Linked DNA regions of Homo sapiens: region 2 is linked to region 1. A link is an interaction called in ENCODE POLR2A ChIA-PET data of the cell type or tissue named here. Cell type or tissue: Caco-2. All regions are shown on one strand. Links, peaks and the distances in the headings refer to the core of each region. The heading gives the core; the rest is flanking DNA.

The links. ChIA-PET counts read pairs that join two places held together with the same protein. Peaks named below come from ENCODE experiments on the same cell type or tissue, not always from the same donor. Only the 100,000 strongest peaks of a DNase experiment are listed, where the experiment ranks them.
Region 2: POLR2A ChIA-PET joins it to region 1 with 13 read pairs; 4 of 35 experiments call an interaction of 5 or more read pairs at or near these places.

The regions. Positions count from the first base shown.
Region 1 is chr6:33,167,490-33,177,147 of GRCh38, reverse strand. COL11A2 (collagen type XI alpha 2 chain) reads left to right here. Exons shown (of 66, transcript NM_080680.3): 25 at 103-156; 26 at 383-427; 27 at 662-715; 28 at 845-889; 29 at 1,079-1,132; 30 at 1,467-1,574; 31 at 2,568-2,621; 32 at 2,930-2,983; 33 at 3,093-3,137; 34 at 3,222-3,275; 35 at 3,403-3,447; 36 at 3,593-3,646; 37 at 3,747-3,800; 38 at 4,035-4,088; 18 more. Among named protein-coding and RNA genes, the nearest start is that of COL11A2, 20 kb to the left of the region's middle. In Caco-2, for the core only: a CTCF peak has its summit at 4,298; no DNase peak of the experiment used is centred there.
Region 2 is chr6:33,294,715-33,304,372 of GRCh38, reverse strand. It overlaps RGL2 (ral guanine nucleotide dissociation stimulator like 2), which reads left to right and starts at 5,431. Exons shown (of 18, transcript NM_004761.5): 1 at 5,431-5,503; 2 at 5,722-5,918; 3 at 7,258-7,341; 4 at 7,597-7,775; 5 at 7,909-7,959; 6 at 8,048-8,345; 7 at 8,614-8,865; 8 at 8,951-9,054; 9 at 9,162-9,246; 10 at 9,328-9,396; 11 at 9,611-9,658. The coding sequence starts at 5,763. It overlaps TAPBP (TAP binding protein), which reads left to right. Exons shown (of 8, transcript NM_003190.5): 5 at 1-76; 6 at 156-245; 7 at 384-418; 8 at 2,602-4,679. The coding sequence ends at 2,613. RefSeq lists enhancers at 3,250-3,755, 3,756-4,263, 5,966-6,466, 6,553-7,080 and a silencer at 5,020-5,198. In Caco-2, for the core only: a CTCF peak has its summit at 4,566 (motif pointing right); DNase peaks (open chromatin) are centred at 4,522, 4,932, 6,272, 6,602 and 1 weaker place; H3K4me3 peaks cover 3,578 bases.

The sequences.
Region 1 (9,658 bases), core at 697-8,696:
TTAGAGTGGGGATGTAGGGAGAACCCTAAATGTCTGCTGGGATTTTGTCTGTGTCCAGACATGACCCCTCTAGTGACCCTGAGCCTCTTTGTCTTCCTGCAGGGTCCTCAAGGGAAGCCAGGGCTCCCCGGCATGCCTGGCTCAGACGGACCCCCGGTGAGTGGGACCCCACTTCCGAATCCAGTTCCCCTTGGCCTTCCACCCCAGTGCATGACCTCAGAGCTCCTTTAGTGACCCTTGCACTGAAAGGTCACTGGTGGTGCTTGTCCATGGACAGTTGGCTTCACTAGGTCACAGGAAATTTGGGTTGGAAGAAGTGTAGGGAGGGGTGCAGAGAGGGTGACAGGGGCCACTGGTCACATTTTCTATCCCTTACTCCCAGGGTCACCCAGGGAAGGAAGGTCCCCCTGGAACCAAAGGAAACCAGGTGAGATCTTCCATGTCTTTATCCCCTGAGGGAGTCTCCACTCAGACTCTAGAGCCTCAAAGTCCTTGGGATTCCCTTGTCTCATTATTCATATGGCTCTGCCACATTCTCAATTCCTGTGCCCCGTAACCCTACCCAGACAGCAATGTTGTTACTTCCATTTCTTCCACCCCTGGAGGCCCCCACAGTGACACTCTGAGGCCCCTTTATAAATGCCTCTCTTTTATCTTCCAGGGTCCCTCTGGACCTCAGGGACCTCTAGGATACCCAGGACCTCGAGGGGTCAAGGTAACTGACCACCAGGCTGGGAGACAAAGGGCTGTGGTCAGGGGAGCTATATGGGGTCTTAGGAGCTTGGTCCTTCCAACCCACCTCCATCCCCTGATCAGTCTACTTCTATCCCCTCTCTAATTCTAGGGTGTGGACGGAATTCGGGGTCTGAAGGGTCATAAGGGTGAGAAGGTGAGCACCATGCCCCCAGCTTCCCAGCACCTCAGTCCTGCCATCTCCTCTCTTCACTGCCTTCCCTCCAGCCTGCCCCGCACTGCCGTCCAGCTCCCGAGCCCCTGCTTCCACCTATGTTCTCAGAATTCCCATTAGAACCCCAGCCCTCTGTCATCTGTGGTGCCCTCTCACCTCTATCTTTCTCAGGGTGAGGATGGCTTTCCTGGGTTCAAAGGTGACATAGGCGTGAAAGGTGACAGGGTGAGTAGAGACCCCACACTGGCCCCAATTCCGTGTTCTACTGAGCCTCCACTCTGGAGACGCCAAGCACCGGTTTATTCTCCTGAGTCTCCAGACTCCACAGTTCCAGTGCTGTGTTCCCTTGGGAGCCTGACCCCTACAGGATGATAGCCCCATGGTCTGTGTCATGCCTGCCCTCCCATCACTACACTATCCCTACCCTGTGGGCTTCCTGTCCTGCAGTGGCTCCTGGGACCCCTCTAGCCCTCCTCAGCCTCACTGTTGCCCATTTCTCCTCTGGGCCCAGAGCCCACCTCCAGTCCCCAGCACTCACCTGTCCTTCCCTCTCACACAGGGCGAAGTTGGAGTCCCTGGTTCCAGGGGAGAGGATGGTCCTGAGGGGCCAAAGGGACGCACTGGACCGACTGGAGACCCTGGGCCCCCAGGGCTCATGGGCGAGAAGGTGATGGGATGAGGGTTCTGTGCCTGGGTCCTCTGGGGGTGTGGGCACTGGGGTCAGGATGGGCATGGGTGCCCGCCGCTGAAGTCAGCCAGTCAGTTGAAGATGGCCATGCATTAGTCATACTTCTGTCTGTGTAAATGGCATCTCTCAGCTGCTGATGGGCAGAGGGGATATATAAGAAGTCAGGGAAAAGTCCCTGACACGAAGAGTTGGACGGAGACGAAGCTTAGAGAGTAGCTGTTGCTTCAAGGCAGAGTGAACATGCGTTCGGACTCCAAGCAGCAGGAGTTCTGAGATGAGAGAGTCTAATAGCAGTGAGGTCTGTGGTCTCCAGAGCTGACTCTCCCCAGCACTTGCCCTGTGCCAGGTGCTGTGCTGATGCGTCCTATCTATCCTATGAGGTAGGCATGTGACGTACTGTTTTGCTGAGGTTTTACAGAGGCACAGGGATGCTTGTTGATTACATGGCCAGTGAAGGGCAGAGCCAGGGGTTATGCCCAGGCAGTCTGGCTTCAGAATCTCTGCTTCTAAGCCCTGCTCTGCAGCTGCCTGGGCAGGATGAGCCCTGGAGCCTCTGGGGAAGGGGGCATGCACGGGAGTCGGGGTGTGGTGGGCAAAGGGCCTGCAGGGGGATTGGTCTTGGTGAAGCAGGAGTGGGTGCTGGGGTAGATCCCACCTCCCTCATGGGGTAGATGGAGCTGAGGTTGACATGTGGGAAGCAGCTAGATCACAGTGACCCTGAAGGACCTGATACCTCTGTAGGCGCAGGGGAGGTGGGATCCCAGCACTAGAATTGGGGAAAATCCACTCACGGGAAGGAGAGACAACAAAAGTCAGGCAGCTGTGGGGCAAGCAATGAGGGGCTAGAGGCTGGGGTGTGTGGGGTGTGTTGCTGGGTGGGGGCTGGCTGTTATATGTGAGGGTTGAGGTCTCCAGGGGTGGAGTGGCATCTGGGCCTCCTCTCACTCCTAACTGCTTCCTGTCCCTCCACAGGGCAAGCTGGGTGTTCCTGGTCTGCCTGGCTATCCTGGACGTCAGGGACCCAAGGTGATGCCATGCCCCATACGTGCCCCTCCTCCTCTTCCCTCCTCCTCTTCGCTTCCCTGATCCCTGATTCCAGAAAGCACAGATGCAGGGCAGTGGGGGACCCCAGAGGGAATTTAGCTGACCCCCATTTTACAGATGACCGAAAGAGGCCCAGAGAGCAGCAGGGGTTTGTCCAAGGCCACTTAGTTCTTGGCAGAGCTCGGGTCTCCCTGGCCACTGCCTTTGTGGCCTCTCCTGACCCCCTTTGCCCCTTCCTGAACCCTACCTTTCATAACTTCTCAATTTCCCCCCTTCTCCGTTCTCACCAGGGGTCCCTAGGATTTCCTGGCTTTCCTGGTGCCAGTGGAGAGAAGGGAGCCCGGGTAAGCTGGGGGGTGGGAGGGCGTGAGAAGGGAAGGGCTGGAGAGGTGTAGAGGGGGTCTGTGGGGAGTCTCACCCTGGGTAATGTTCTCTCTGCTTCATTCCCACCAGGGCCTGTCGGGGAAGTCAGGGCCTCGGGGAGAACGGGGCCCCACGGTGAGTGCAGGGGAGAGAAACAGGTGGCTCAAGGTCCAGAGGGGGGCATTTGGGTTTCTCTGACAACTCCTCTTCCCTCTGTAGGGTCCACGGGGTCAGCGGGGACCCCGAGGTGCCACTGGGAAGTCTGGAGCTAAGGTGAATGGTCTCTACAAGGCTCCAACTGCCCCCTGCCCACTCAGCCCCAGCTCTCCCTCAACATCCTGACCTCGGGGACAGCTGGAAAGCAGCTCTTCCCACTCCTTGACTCTGTTTCCCCCCACAGGGAACATCTGGTGGTGATGGCCCCCATGGGCCCCCTGGAGAGAGGGTGAGTGTGGATCGAAAGTCCCCTTCCCCTGAGGTCCCCAGGGAGCCTGGGTGAGCCAGCTCCCTCCTCACCCCAGGAAGGAAGCTGAGTTCCCCCACTCAGCCCCTGCCCCCATTCTCCTGACTCCCCCCACCTCTGTCTCTAGGGCCTCCCTGGACCTCAGGGTCCCAACGGGTTTCCTGGACCGAAAGGACCCCCGGTAAGTTGACCCCGAGCTCTGACCCACCTCGCTTCTCTGAGTCCTTCTTCCCTACCTGCTTTCCAGCTGAGAGTTCACCTGACAACTGAACCCCTTCCAGGGCCCCCCTGGGAAGGATGGGCTGCCGGGACACCCAGGCCAAAGAGGAGAAGTGGTGAGTGATGCTCCTGGCTACCCATTCTCAGGGGGCTCCATCAGACCCTTTAACCCCAGAGCTGTCTGGAAAGCCCACAGGGACGTTCTCCTGGCAGAGTGGAGCCTGCCCTGGTGCTGCTCAGACCCAGGGCCCAGGGCTTGGTGTGATCCTGCCTGGGATCCTTCCTCCTGGGAATCTGCCCCACAGCGCCCACACCTGCTTTCACTGCATTCTCCTCTCTTCCTCGCCTAGGGTTTCCAAGGGAAGACCGGCCCCCCTGGTCCTCCAGGAGTGGTGGGACCTCAGGTAGGTTTGTCCCTAGGAGAGAATGGACCCCTGACCCTAGCATTAGTCTGTCTGCCCCTCTTCTCTCGGTCACACGCCCCTGCCCCGGTCCACCTGACCCAGACTCCTGGGGCTGGGGTCAATGGTGGGGGCTGGGATTTCAGGCAGGGGTCCTGAACTTCAGTCTGTTTTGGGGCGCATTCTCATCGTCTTGTCCCCCAGGAGAGGCAGTTCCCCAACAGAGACACAAGGTGGTGTAGTTACTCCACATGGGGCAGGAGAAAACCCAGCAGTGGCCCAGGAATGCCGGGGAATTTCCCAGGAGCTTTGGGGCAGGGATAAAGGGGTTCTGAAGGAGTGTTTTAGGGTGGCCAGGGTGGGCTCTTCTGGCAGACAGCGAGATGAAGGGCCTGAGAGCAGGAACTCTCTCTGCTTTTGTCTAGGGAGCAGCAGGAGAAACCGGCCCTATGGGGGAGAGAGGTCACCCAGGCCCCCCGGGGCCCCCTGGAGAGCAGGGACTACCTGGGACAGCTGGAAAAGAAGGAACAAAGGTCAGTGAGGGGCCAGGCAGAGGGGAAGTGGGGGAGCTGGGGATTGGGGTGCTGAAAGGAACAGGTAGTTGGAGATTTGAGGGGGGGCTGGAGAGCTCTCTGTTTAATTTGGGAGCATGGCTGTGGCTCATCACCTCTCCTTTCCTTTTAGGGTGACCCTGGTCCCCCTGGGGCCCCAGGGAAGGATGGTCCTGCTGGTCTGAGGGGATTCCCAGGAGAGAGAGGCCTCCCAGGCACTGCTGTGAGTGTGACTCCCAGACCCCTGCCTGTCACAAGCACCAAGCATCCTGAGTCCCCACCCCGACCCTGTCCCTGACCCCCTCCATGTCACTCCCCACTTCCATCTTTTGGAGCCTGTCTTCCCTCTCCAGCTCTCACCCTTCTCTTTTCGTGAAGTCTCATCTTCCCCAAATGTCTGGTTCATAGGGTGGACCTGGTTTGAAGGGGAATGAAGGTCCGTCTGGCCCCCCTGGCCCTGCAGTGAGTCTGGGGTTCCGGAAGTGGTAGGAAGGACCCGGGAAAGGGGTGGGTGAGGAAGGGTGGGAGTGGCATTCTGATACCACCAGGGGCTGTGGGGCTGGGCAGAGGCTGTCCAGGGACAGCCAGAATGCATCTGATTTTGGGAGCTTTTGGGAATTGTGGTCTGAGGTTCTCTGGTATGGGCGGGCTGGTGTCTCCTTCCTGGGGGTCTGACCATCTGCTTTCTCAGGGCTCCCCTGGGGAACGAGGTGCAGCAGGATCAGGGGGACCCATTGGTCCGCCAGGGCGCCCAGGCCCGCAGGGTCCCCCTGGAGCAGCAGGAGAGAAAGGTGTCCCAGTGAGTGTGGGGGTATTGGGGAGGGGTACTGGGGAGGGGTCTGTGAGCCTAGGGTTGATGGGCTATGACAAGTTTCCTGTGGGGTGTTTGAGGGTGAGGGTCACCTCCAGGCCATGACTCCTTCCTCCTGTCCCACAGGGTGAGAAGGGCCCCATTGGCCCGACTGGCCGAGATGGAGTGCAGGGTCCTGTGGGGCTTCCTGGTCCTGCTGGGCCTCCAGGTGTGGCTGGAGAGGATGGAGACAAGGTGAGGGGACCCCACAGACCCCGACCAATCTTCTTTCCAGATGAGATGGCTGACCTGGGCATGACCCCTGGCCCCTGTCATGTCATCCTTCCCACTCTACCCATCACCTTTCTCTAATATCTTGTCTGCCTTCTCCTCCCAGGGTGAGGTGGGGGACCCCGGACAGAAGGGCACCAAAGGGAACAAGGGTGAACATGTAAGTGTCCATGACCTTGACTTCTGACCTCCTGGCCTTTAACCTCAGTCCCACCTGATCTCTCTCCCTGTTTTGGTGTCTCTGACTCTCTTCTCTTACCCAGGGCCCTCCTGGACCCCCTGGACCCATTGGTCCTGTGGGGCAGCCTGGAGCAGCGGTGAGTGACCCCTCCACCCCCACCGAAGGCCCAGCAGCCTCTGGTCCTCCCTCAGCTCCCCTCTGCCCTTGTGGCTGGGAGTGGGAGCAGGGGCTCTGGGCCTGGCACCCAGCTGTGTGTGGTATTTGTGGATAGAGAACACCTGACCCATGACCCATCCCTGTGTCCTTGTCTCTGCTTTCCCTCAACCCTGCAGGGAGCAGATGGGGAGCCCGGAGCTCGGGGACCCCAGGGACACTTTGGAGCCAAAGGTGATGAAGGAACAAGAGGATTCAATGGGCCCCCAGGACCCATTGGCCTACAGGTGTGTTGGGGGATAGGACAGGGGCTGAGAGGTGGGGTCAGGATGGGGTGATGTTTTGCCCCAGACTCTGCCAGCAGCCTGCCGATGCAGACTGGAGGGCCTGCGGAGTCTGAGGGGAGGGGACTGTGGGGCCTATCTGCCTAGGGCTGTGCTTTGGGTGGGGTCGTCACCTGGGCCCATGTTTTGTATACTTGCACAGGGTTTGCCAGGCCCCTCTGGGGAGAAGGGAGAAACAGGAGATGTGGGTCCTATGGTGAGTGTGACCCCTACTGACCCTAGCCACCATACTAGTCACCCCCCTCCCTGGCCAGCCCCCACCCCACACCCCACTGCCAACTCCCTGGCCTGGCTGCTCCTCCTCCTCTCTCCACCATTCATGCTCAGCCATCTCACTTCCCTTCCTCATCTGTGGTGTATCTGTTTCCCCCAGGGACCACCTGGCCCCCCAGGACCTCGAGGTCCAGCTGGACCCAATGGCGCTGATGTGAGTCATCTCAGCCCCTGTCCCTTGAGACCAATGTGTCTGGTCTTCTGCCTCCCTTTCCCAGACCATAAACTCTAGTATCGTCTCAGGGGCCAAGAGAAGCCCTTACTCCCGGGAGGCCTCCACTGCCTCACTGCTGTAACCTTGGGCTGCTCATCTGGGACTTTGCCCCTGAAATGGCACCTCCATCCTAAGCAATGACACCTATTTCTGTTCCTCTTCCAGGGCCCACAAGGTCCCCCAGGAGGTGTTGGGAACCTGGGTCCCCCTGGAGAGAAGGTAACTGGGAAGGGGGTGAGTGGACCAGTCATGGAAGTGGGGGATGGGAGTTGGATTTCTGCCAATTTTGGGTGGGGAGACAAAAGAGAATGAGATGTGGGGAATATCAGAATTTTTTGGCTGGGGAAGGAGAGGAGGTTTTTGACTCTAATCTCTTTGCAGGGGGAACCAGGAGAGTCAGGATCTCCAGGGATCCAGGGCGAGCCAGGTGTCAAGGTGAGTGACAGCTCCAAGGCCTTACTCCCCAGTCCCCGTCACCCGCCTCAACCCTGCCTCCACTTTTCCTGTGACCTCCTTGAGCTGGAACTCCTCTGCAGCAAGAGTCTCTGCTCCCTGCCATCCTCTATGAGGCCTGATCCCTGGTCTGAGTGAGCCCTTCTTCCCCTTTCTTGAAGGGAAGGGGACTAGGGAACTCCCCTTGTAGGCTTGACTTTCTGTGTATGTCCCATTGTCACTGAGGGGAGTAGGGGATGGCTGAAGGTGTCTCGGAAGCAGAGGCTGCATCCCTGATCTTCAAGATTCCCTGGGCCATCTGTGTCCTCCGCTTGTTCTGCAGGGTCCACGCGGGGAACGTGGAGAGAAAGGAGAGTCGGGGCAGCCAGGAGAGCCAGGGCCACCAGGGCCTAAAGGCCCCACAGGCGATGATGGCCCCAAAGGGAACCCTGTGAGTTTGGGGCAGTGGGGGCTGAGTCCTCTCAGGCCCTGTGAATGACAGACCTGGGAATATGGGTGTGTGTGAGGGAGGATCTTGGAGTGTGGGGAGCCCGGGAGTTTGGGGGATGCTCTGGGAATGGGGCATCCAGAGGGATGCCTGGGGTCTAGGATCCGGAGAGAAAGTGAGAGATGCCCTGCAGTTAATACCTTGAGGAATTAGACAACACGCAGTGCACGTGGTAGGGAAAGGGGTGCAGGAGACCTCTTCCTGGGGGGTACTGGTGGGCACTGCCTCTAGAGAGGCAGTGGCGTGTGCCTGTGGGCGTCTGTGCTGGGTGGGCTTAGGGAGCTGTGACCCTGACTCTTATTCTCCATCTGGATCAGGGTCCTGTTGGTTTTCCTGGTGACCCTGGCCCCCCTGGAGAAGGTGGCCCTCGGGTGAGTCTTACTCAGAGAAGGGAAGGGGCAAAAAGGGTGGGGCTTCTATGGGGGGGTCCTCTGTGTGGCCGCTGGGCTTGGGTATTGGGAAGCCGGGGGTATGGCAGGGTGGGCAAGGGGATGGGGTATTGACAGTTTTGGAGGTGATGCCAGCCAGGTTGGGGGCCCACCTCTGACCTTGCTTCACTTCTGCAGGGCCAGGATGGTGCTAAGGGTGACCGAGGCGAGGATGGTGAGCCAGGACAGCCTGTGAGTGCCTGGTGACCCCACCACCCCCCTGAGCCCAAGCCTCATCCTCTTTACCCCTCTTCTGTGCCCCACTCCTGAGGGGTCCCTTGGCTGGAGGATAAACACTCAGCCACCCCAATTCCTCTCTCCCTAGGGATCCCCTGGTCCCACCGGGGAGAATGGACCCCCAGGGCCACTTGGAAAGCGAGTAAGTGAGGTGGACCCCTGAGACCTTGGGAGGCAGTCCCTGGGCTGTGTGGGTGGAGGCTGGGCAATGGCAGGTGGGATGGGTGGGGAGGTGCCTGGTGTCTGCATTGCCCTGGGTGTGTGTGTGTGCAGGAGCTGGTGGGTTTAAGGGCGTGTGGTATCTCATTGCCCGGGGCAGGGTGTGTGTGCAGGAGCTGGTGGGTTTAAGGGTATGCGGTATCTCATTGCACTGGGCGAGTGTGTGTGCAGGAGCTGGTGGGTTGATGGGTGTGCGGTATCTCGGGCATGTTTGTTCCTGGGTTCTGGTGTGTATGTTTTCACCAGGGGTAGTGGTGGTTACTGACAAAGCAGAATGGAAACTGGAGGAGGGGCTGGCCAGCTTTTCTGTGGGCCAGGGGTGAACCTTTTTAGTTTCTGGGGCAGGAGACGGGCCACCAGGTAGGGTGTGGGCAAGTGGCCCTTCACCAAATGTACAGACTACCCAGTATTTTCACAACTGTCACAGCTGTATCTGTTCTGCACATCTGTGAATCGGCCCTCGGCGCGTGTCCCTGTGTATGCACGTGTGTGTGTGCATGTGTATGTGTGTGTCTAGGACAGGAAGGGGGAAGAGTTGAGCCTGGCTGCCCACGGCCTCATGTGCTCTTCCTTCCCACTCCACCTGCAGGGTCCTGCTGGCTCGCCTGGTTCCGAGGGGCGACAAGGAGGGAAGGGAGCCAAGGTGAGGGACAGGCTGCCCTAGTGCTGGAGCATCCCCTCCGCCTCCCACCCCTCAGATGCCTCCGTCTCCAGATGCCCACCCCATCTCCACCTCTCCCATGTTGGGCCCTTATGGGGACAGGCGTTCCCTGTACTTGTTCCTGCGCTAGGGGCTCCTAGAGTTTGGCCCTTCCTCCCTGCCTCCTGCCTCCCACCTTGGACCCTCTGCCCCCTGCCCACACCCCACTCCTCTGCCATTCAGGACACATTCCTTGTGTGTGTTTCAGGGAGATCCTGGCGCTATAGGTGCCCCGGGGAAGACAGGCCCGGT
Region 2 (9,658 bases), core at 543-8,542, 130 kb before region 1:
CGCTATGCCTGTCGAATTCACCATCCCAGCCTGCCTGCCTCGGGGCGCAGCGCTGAGGTCACCCTGGAGGTAGCAGGTAAGAGCTGGGAGCTCTGCGGAATCTGAGCCAGCACCCAGGAAGACAGGAGCTCACTCTCACCCCTTCTGCCTGCCAGGTCTTTCAGGGCCCTCCCTTGAGGACAGCGTAGGCCTTTTCCTGTCTGCCTTTCTTCTGCTTGGGCTCTTCAAGGCACTGGGCTGGGCTGGTAAGTGTCAGCCCTACCCTGACCATGACCTGAGGTTGGTGGACTTTCCCCACCTACTCCCAAGAGCCTGACACCCATCCCTCTGCCCTCCACCTCTACCACTCCAGCATCCCATCCCTTCTCAATCTTTCCCCACAGCTGTCTACCTGTCCACCTGCAAGGATTCAAAGAAGGTACAGTGCTCCACCTCTCTGTATCTTTCCCTTGTCACTTTATCTCCTCATCCTATCTCAAAACCCATGGAGGGAGGCTGCTGGTGTGGTAGGCAGAACCTAGGCTTGGAATTCACACTGATCTGGGTTAAAACCTGGCACTATATCCTAACTGTAGGACTCTTTGAGCATGCTACTTAATCTATATGTTTCCTTGGGTGTAGGGATTTTAAAAAGTTACTTAGGCAGTGCTGTCCAATAGAAAGATAATGCAAGCCACATATGTAAATTTAAATACTCTAGTACTCACATTAAAAAAATAAGCAGAAACAGGTAAAATTAACTTAATAATATACCTTATTTAATCTAATAATTCTGGTCCCTTATCTGAAATGCTTGGGTCAGAAGTGTTTTTGGATGTTGGATTTTTTCAGACTTTGGAATATTTGCATATATTTAATATCTTTGGGATCAGACCCAAATCTAAACACAGAAATCATTTATGTTTCCTATACACCTTATACACATGGCCTGAAGATTTTTTTCCTTCTCTTTTTTTTTGAGACAGAGTCTCTGTCGCCCAGGCTGGGGTGCAATGGTGCGATCTCGGCTCACTGCAACCTCCACCTCCCAGGTTCAAGCGATTCTCCTGCCTTAGCCTCCCGAGTAGTTGGGATTACAGGCACCCACCACCACGCCTGGCTAATTTTTGTATTTTTAGTAGAGACGGGGTTTCACCATGTTGGTCAGGCTGGTCTCGAACTCCCGACCTCAGGTGATCCGCCCGCTGCCTTGGCCTCCCAAAGCGTTGGGATTACAGGTGTGAACCGCTGCACCCGACCACAATATTTTTAATAATATATGTGACCCATCACATGAGGGCAGCTGTGGGATTTTCCACTTGTGGCATCATGTTGGCACTAAAAAAATTTCAGGTTTTGGAACATTTCAGATTTTAGAGTTTTGGATCGGCGATGCTCAACCTGTACATCCAAAATATTATTGCAACATGTAAACAATATAAGAAATTACAGGCCGGGTGCGATGGCTCATGCCTGTAATCCCTGCACTTTGGGAGGCCGAGGCGGGAGGATCACCTGAGGTCAGGAGTTCAAGACCAGCTTAGCCAACATGATGAAACCCCATCTCTACTAAAAATACAAAAAATTAGCCAGATGTGACGGCACCTGTAATCCCAGCTACTCGGGAGACTGGGGCAGGAGAATCGCTTGAACCTGGGAGGCAGAGGTTGCAGTGAGCTGAGATCACACCATTGCACTCCAGCCTGGGTGACAAAAGGAAAACTTCGTCTCAACAACAAAAAAAAAAGAAAAAGAAATTACAGTCTTGGCCAGGTGCGTTGGTTCACGCCTGTAATCCTAGCACTTTGGGAGGCTGAGGAGGGCGGATCACCTGAGGTCAGGAGTTCAAGACCAGCCTGGCCAACATGGTGAAACCCCGTCTCTACTAAAAATACAGAAAAATTAGCCGGGCATGGTGGTGCACACCTGTAATCTCAGCTACTCAGGAGGCTGAGGCAGGAGAATTGCTTGAACCTGGGAGGTGGAGGTTGCAGTGAGCCGAGATCGCACCACTGCACTCCAGCCTGGGCAACAGAGTGAGGCTCTGTCTCAAAAAACAAAACAAAACAAAACAAAACAAATTAGCTGGGCATGGTGGCACACAGCTATAGTCCCAGCTACTTGGGGAGCTGTGGCAGAAGGATCGCTTGAATCTGGGAGGGTGAGGCTGCAATGAGCTAAGGTTGTCCCACTGTACTCCAGCCTGGGTGACAAAGTGAGACCCTGTCTCAAAAAAAAAAAAAAAAAAAGAAAGAAAAGAAAATAAATTGCAGCCCTTTTCTCACCTTAAGTATTCAAACACAGGTGTTTATTTTAAATAGTCAGCACATCTCAATTCGGACTAGCCACATATCAAATGCTCAATAGCCTAATGTGGGTGGTGGCTGTCATATTGGACAGCGGAGCCTGAGAGGACTTTTAGGAGGATTAAGGAAGACAGTGTATCTCCTTAAGAAGATGCAGGAGATACAGCACTCAGCAGTGTCTGGAGGGCAGAAAATATTAGCCTCATCCTTCTCCCATCATCTGTGCCCATGATAGTTTATATGTCTCTAAACTGACCATGTACACCTCAACTGCCTTTTAATATCCTGAATTCCTCACCACCTTCCTCTCTTCCAGAAAGCAGAGTGAGGGCACTCACTGCCATCCTGTGGAAGCCACCATCATCTCTGGCCCAAGCTTCTGTAGTAGCTCCCTAAAATAATACCCTATCATCTGCTCCTAATCCCTCCAATCTCTCTCCACTGAGTGGCTGGAATGCTTTTTTTTTTTTCTTTCACTTATATAAGGGATAATTTTTCTTTTTTTTTTTTTTTTGAGACGGAGTCTCACTCTTCCGCCCAGGCTGCAGTGCAGTGGCATGATCTTGGCTTACTGCAACCTCCGCCTCCTGGGTTCAAGCAATTCTGTGGCTTCAGCCTCCGGAGTAGCTGGGATTACAGGCACATGCCACCACACCCAGTGAATTTTTGTATTTTTAGTAGAGACGGGGTTTCACCATGTTGGCCAGGCTGGTCTTGAATTCCTGACCTCAGGTGATCTGCCCACCTCAGCCTCCCAAAGTGCTGGGATTACAGGCGTGAGCCACCACACCAGGCCCGAGAAATGCTTTTTTAAAAAACACACATCTTATGGCATTCACCTTCTTGGAGCTCTAGGACAGTGGTTCTCAAAATTTTTTTCTCTCAGGACCTCTTAAAAATCATCAAGGACCCCAAAAAGCTTTTGGGTATGTGGGTTATAGCTATCAATATTTATGGTACTAGAACTTAAAAGTGAGAAAAATTTAAAACACGAGAATACATAGGCACACATTCTATTCATCGTGGGAACCATGGTGTCAATACATATCATGTAGCTTCTGAAAAACTCCACTGTACACTTATAGAATGAAGAAGGCAAAAAACTTTTTTTTTTTTTTTTTTGAGACGGAGTCTCGCTCTGTCGCCCAGGCTGGAGTGCAGTGGCGCGATCTCGGCTCACTGCAAGCTCCGCCTCTCGGGTTCACGCCATTCTCCTGCCTCAGCCTCCCAAGTAGCTCGGACTACAGGCGTCCTCCACCATGCCTGGCTAATATTTTGTATTTTTTAGTAGAGACGGGGTTTCACCGTGTTAGCCAGGATGGTCTCGATCTCCTAACCTGGTGATCCGCCCGCCTCGGCCTCCCAAAGTATTGGGATTACCCGCGTGAGCCACCGCGCCCGGCTGCAAATAATCTTTCTTTTTTTCTGAGACAGAGTCTCGCTCTGTTGCCCAGGCTGGAGTGCAGTGGCACGATCTCGGCTCACGGCACGCTCCGCCTCCCGGGTTCACGCCATTCTCCTGCCTCAGCTTCCCGAGTAGCTGGGACTACAGGGGCCCGCCACCACGCCCGGCTAACTTTTTGTGTTTTTAGTAGAGACGGGGTTTCACCGTGTTAGCCAGGATGGTCTCGATCTCCTGACCTTGTGATCTGCCCGCCTCGGCCTCCCAAAGTGCTGGGATTACAGGCGTGAGCCACCGCGCCCGGCGGCGAAACACGATATTGTACTAACATCTTAATTTTGTTATAAAATCTCACAAACCCCCTGACATAGTCTCAGAGATCTGTAGGGCCGAGGTTACATTTGGAGAACCCGTACTCTAGGGCCAAATCCATTCTTCTTGCCCTGGCTCACTTGTCCCCCCCACCGCCCCGCGCTGGAGCCACTGCCTAGTTCTTCAGCCCTAGATGGTGCTCGCCAGACCTCCTCTCAATGCTCATCACACACAGGGCTATTCCTTTCCTCCAATGAACCAAACGCCTCCCGCCCACCTCCAGGTCCCAGTCCTCTGTTCCCTTTGCCTGGTCCACCCTTGCCCTCCCTGGGTCGCAGACGAGGTCGGCCTCGTCATTCCCCGCAGACCGCCGCGCGTCCCTCTTGTGCGGTTCACCACAGTTGTATTTAAGTGATCGTGTGAGTCGTCGTTAAATGCCTGTCTCCCCGCGGATCATGGGCTCCTCGAGGACAGGGACTGGCCTGTCTGTCCACTGCTGTAACCCCGCGCCGGCATAGGGACCTAAGGCCCACTGGAGGGCGCTCATCAAGTAGCTGCTGGATGTTGACGAAGGAAGCGGCGGCGCAGCTCAGGGATCTCCGAGTCAGGACGGTCGGCCAGACCCACGGGGTAACGGGTCTAATCGTGTAGGAATAAAGCTGTATTCCAGTGCTTCCAAACGGTTCTCTCATTCCAACCCCTTTCCAAGCTCAATGAATATTCCAATCACCTCTGGTCCCTTCCAGTGACCCTGAACCGCTCAGAGAACGCCCCGTCGACACCGTTCGGGGCGGGCGCCACTACTGGCGCATGAGATGCGCTCAAGCAGAGGGTACTCCACCAGCGAGGATACACCGAGCCGACGGGGATCTCGGTCTCGGCGCCGGAAGCCTCTGAGAGCCGAATCTGGAACCGGATGTGGCTGCTTCCTGCCCCGCCCCCTGCCGAGGGGGCGGGAATCGAGGGCCCTTCGGAAAACCCGGCCGGGATTTCGGTCAGCTACATTCGTGGGTTGTGGTAGGGAGGGTAATCCCGTGGGGATGGAGTGACCGGCTCTCTCTCCGCCTGAAACGCTTCCCGCGGGAGTTTTAGCCGTGTTATTGTTGGGGAAGGGAATGTCAAATTCTGCTCCTGCCTTCCCCCAGGGGCTGGAGACTGGAATCTTTATTCCAGTTCATTGCGGGTCGACGTGGTCTCCAGAATCCCCGAGTGTAGAGGCGGAGGACAGTGGAGCTGGGGACTCGGGCGCCTGGGTCCTGGTCCCTGAGCGTCCAGCGCTCCCCTAGTCCGCGGCCCTGGCTCCTGTCCTCACTTCCTTCCCCTTTTGGCTCCTGCTCTCGGAGCGGGCGGACGCGGGGGGGAGCGGAAAGGGCGGGAGGGCCCAGGAGCCCGGCGGGGGGGTTCAAGGGGGTACGGAAAAGCCGGGGAGGGGACTCGGTCCGGGGCCGGAGACCGACGGCAACAGCGGCTCAGGACCCACGCTGCCCCCACCCCTCCCGAGCAGGTCAGAGCCTGAGCACCCTGCGCGTCCCCGTACTCGTGACCTCCTCCTTCCCCAACAGCACCAAGGGCCCCCCTATTCCACCCTTCTGTTGCCCCCTCCCCCAACCTTCCTGCAGAACTCCCTTCCGGTCTTCTTGACACCCACCCACGTCCCTTCCCTGCCCGGTTCCCCCGCGCCTGCCTGACTCTCCACCCCCACCCCACCCCGTCTCTCCCCAGGCGCCCCCATGGCCCGACCCCGCTGATTCCTTCACTCGGCCATGCTCCCGCGGCCCCTGCGGCTGCTTTTGGACACGAGCCCCCCCGGGGGAGTCGTACTGAGCAGCTTCCGAAGCCGGGACCCCGAAGAGGGTGGGGGCCCAGGTGGCCTGGTCGTGGGCGGGGGGCAGGAGGAAGAGGAGGAGGAAGAAGAAGAGGTGAGACGCGGGTGGTGGGAGGTAGGGGGCGTATGTATTTCTGAAGTCTCCACTTTTCTCTTGTCTCTGGGTCCCTACATCTCCTCCTCCTTGCCTCAGTTATTCTCGCGCCTCCCTGGGTGTCGGCCCGTTTCTCTGCTGCGGGGAGTCCTGGCGTCTCCGTGGTTCTCTGTCAGTGTGACTCAGGACCTGCCCGCAGGAACCTGCCCTGTTCCTGCCTGGAACTTCTGGCTGGCTGTCCTGTCCCTGCGGGTCTTTGGCCCTCCACCTCTGCCTGCCTGAGTGTGCCTACCTCTCTGAGCAGTCGTGTCTTGGTCCCTGTCTCCCTCCTTGTTTTTGTTTGGCGGGGAGGGGTTTGTTTCCACAGTAACCAGCTCCTCTGACTCTGGGATTGGGGAGGGAACCCTCAGATTTCGTGACCCCTCCTTCCCTCTCTCCCCCTTCCCCCCGCCCCCCCGCCCCGCCCCGGTCCTGGGTAGAGGCCGGGAAGCCACGGTTCTGGGACCTGGAGGAAAGATCCTAGGGTGGGTAGAGAGTGGTCATCTGTTTTCATTAGGGATTAATGGTGGTGGCCAGGAGCAGGATTTCGGGCCTCAGGAGGGGCCAGAATTTGGATTTGGGGCCCCGAGGCCCTAAACTCCTAGGTCCAGATCCTAGGTGAGGGCAGGTTGACTGGCAGGGCTGGTTTTTCGGGATCGGTCGGGGGAGGGGCTGGGGCCACGTGACTCTCTGAGTCTACCGCCCCCAACCCCCTATCATCCCACTTCCCCTTTTCCTTCCTGTACTGGGATTGGAGCTGCTACCTTCGGGGGTCCCTTAGGGCTGAGATAGTGGAGGCGCTACCCGAGGGACCAGGGTGAAAGGGGTCCTGAAAAAGACTAATTCTCTGGGCTGGTATAGTCCTTGGCCGGGAGGGGCGGGGCATGCGGCAGTGCCTGGACTGAGGTTTCAGCTACCCCTAGTCGCTGCCTCTGGCTTGCTGCCTCTCGCTTCCCTCTCCTGCCCTTTGTACCCTGCTTCTCTGTCGTGTGTGGGTTCAGCTCTGGGGAGAAGGGGCTTTGGGGGTCTCCAGGATCAGAATTCCTGTACTCCATCCACGCCTCCACTGCAGCCCCTTCGACTCCACCGGGGCCCTGAGGCGGCTGGGGTGGGGCTGTCTGGGCCCCAGTGGGGGAGACCTGGGGTCACCAGCTCCCCCAACCCTTCCTCGCACTCGCTGGTACTATGCCCTGCCACCACAGGTGAGGGGTACAGAGGGAGGAGCAGGGCCTGGGGTGAAGGCTGAGGGCAATGGGGGGTGGTGTGGAACTGTCTGACTTCCCCTTCCTTGCTCCTCCAGGCCCCTGTGTCCGTCTGGGATGAGGAGGAGGATGGTGCCGTGTTTACCGTCACAAGCCGCCAATATCGACCTCTTGATCCCTTGGTGAGATCATGACTTTAGCTTCTCACCTCTGACTCTTCATTCCCAGTTTTCCTTCCTCTGGCTGACTTTCTGGCCAGAGTGCTAGGTTGGAGTTCTGGAGTCCTGGACTCTGCTGTGTGACATAGGCCAAGACTCTTGCCCTCTCTGAATATCAGAAAAATGAGTCTGGAACATCTCCTGGGTCTGGGATTGTCCTCAGAAATCTAGGTGCAGAGTGGGAGAAAGGGTTAGCGATCATCTCTCTGTGTTCTCCAGGTCCCTATGCCTCCCCCACGTTCCTCCCGACGGCTCCGAGCTGGCACTCTGGAGGCCCTGGTCAGACACCTACTGGATACCCGGACATCAGGGACTGATGTGAGCTTCATGTCAGCCTTCCTGGCTACCCACCGGGCCTTCACCTCCACGCCTGCCTTGCTAGGGCTTATGGCTGACAGGTCAGAGTCATAAGGGACGCAGGGTAGTGGAGTATCTGCCCGGATTTCCTAAAGCCGCAACATCCCACCAAAATAGTCAAAGCCACTGAGGGTTTGGGAAAAATGGACAGATAGATCCTCTTCTCCCCCTCAGGCTGGAAGCCCTTGAATCTCATCCTACCGACGAACTAGAGAGGACAACAGAGTGAGTGACCCCTGGTTCTTAATCTCACAGTCCCCTCTGCCCAGGCTGCAGCTTTACCTCTCACCCTTGGCTGATTCCCTTCTCCCAGGGTAGCCATCTCTGTACTGTCAACCTGGCTGGCCTCTCACCCTGAGGATTTTGGCTCTGAGGCCAAGGGTCAGCTTGACCGGCTTGAGAGCTTCTTACTTCAGACAGGGTATGCAGCAGGGAAGGGTGTTGGGGGGGGCAGCGCTGACCTCATCCGCAATCTCCGGTCCCGGGTGGACCCCCAGGCCCCCGACCTTCCTAAGCCCCTGGCCCTCCCCGGCGATCCCCCTGCTGACCCCACGGATGTCCTGGTGTTCCTCGCTGACCACTTGGCCGAACAGCTGACCCTGCTAGATGCGGTGAGACCCTGACCTCTGGCCCCTATGCCCCCTGACCCCTTACTAACCTCTCCTTGACTCCAGATCCTTTCCTTGCTTCCACCCCTTCCTGATCCAGCTCCTAGCCTCCTCCACCTACCATTTTGATTCTCCCCTTTTCCCTTTGGTCGTTACCCTTCAAACCCTGTGCCCCTCTGGTTCCTTGGCCACCTGAGATCCTCAGATCCCTGATATTGGAAGGCTGACCTCACTTGACTATGAACTTTAACCTCTGACCTCTACCCTGCAGGAACTTTTTCTCAATTTGATCCCCTCTCAGTGCCTGGGAGGCCTGTGGGGTCACAGAGACCGGCCAGGACATTCTCACCTCTGCCCATCTGTCCGAGCTACTGTCACACAGTTTAACAAGGTGGCAGGGGCAGTGGTTAGTTCTGTCCTGGGGGCTACTTCCACTGGAGAGGGACCTGGGGAGGTGACCATACGGCCACTCCGTCCCCCACAGAGGGCCCGGCTCCTGGAGAAGTGGATCCGCGTGGCAGAGGTGAGAGAGAAGATTGCCCTACGGTTTGTGGCCATGGAATGGAGAGGCCTCCCATAGCCTTAGCTCTCTTCTTTGACCCCCACAGGAGTGCCGGCTGCTCCGAAACTTCTCTTCAGTTTATGCCGTGGTGTCAGCCCTGCAGTCCAGCCCCATCCACAGGCTTCGGGCAGCCTGGGGGGAAGCAACCAGGTGCGGAGGCTGAGGCATTGGACTGGGGTGGGGGTTCCTCAGAAGGCGGGGAAGAGGGGGTGACAGAGCCAGGCCTGTCCTCAGGGCCACTTTTCTCCCTTCCCCAGGGACAGCCTCAGAGTCTTTTCCAGCCTCTGCCAGATTTTCTCCGAGGAGGATAATTATTCCCAGAGTCGGGAGCTGCTCGTGCAGGTGAGAGCCTGGTTTGTGGCATTCCCACCTCTCCTTGTTCCCTACTGCTCCCCCATGTCTCTTTTATTTTGTCACCACCAGGAGGTGAAGCTGCAGTCTCCTCTGGAGCCACACTCCAAGAAGGCCCCGAGGTCTGGCTCCCGGGGTGGGGTGAGTGACTAGCGGGGTGGTGGGCGTGGGGGTGGTGATTATGAAGGGGTGAGGAGTATGTTTTGGGGGAGCAGCCTGAAGGATGGGTAAGGGAGGCACAGAGGGGTGAGGAGAATGAAATCTGTTCTCTGAGGCAATGAGGAGGGCAAGTGCGGAGGGATGGAGGGCCCTCACGTCAATGGCAGGCACTTCTGACCCTGACCCCTGACTTCAGGGTGTGGTCCCATACCTTGGCACCTTCCTGAAGGACCTTGTGATGCTG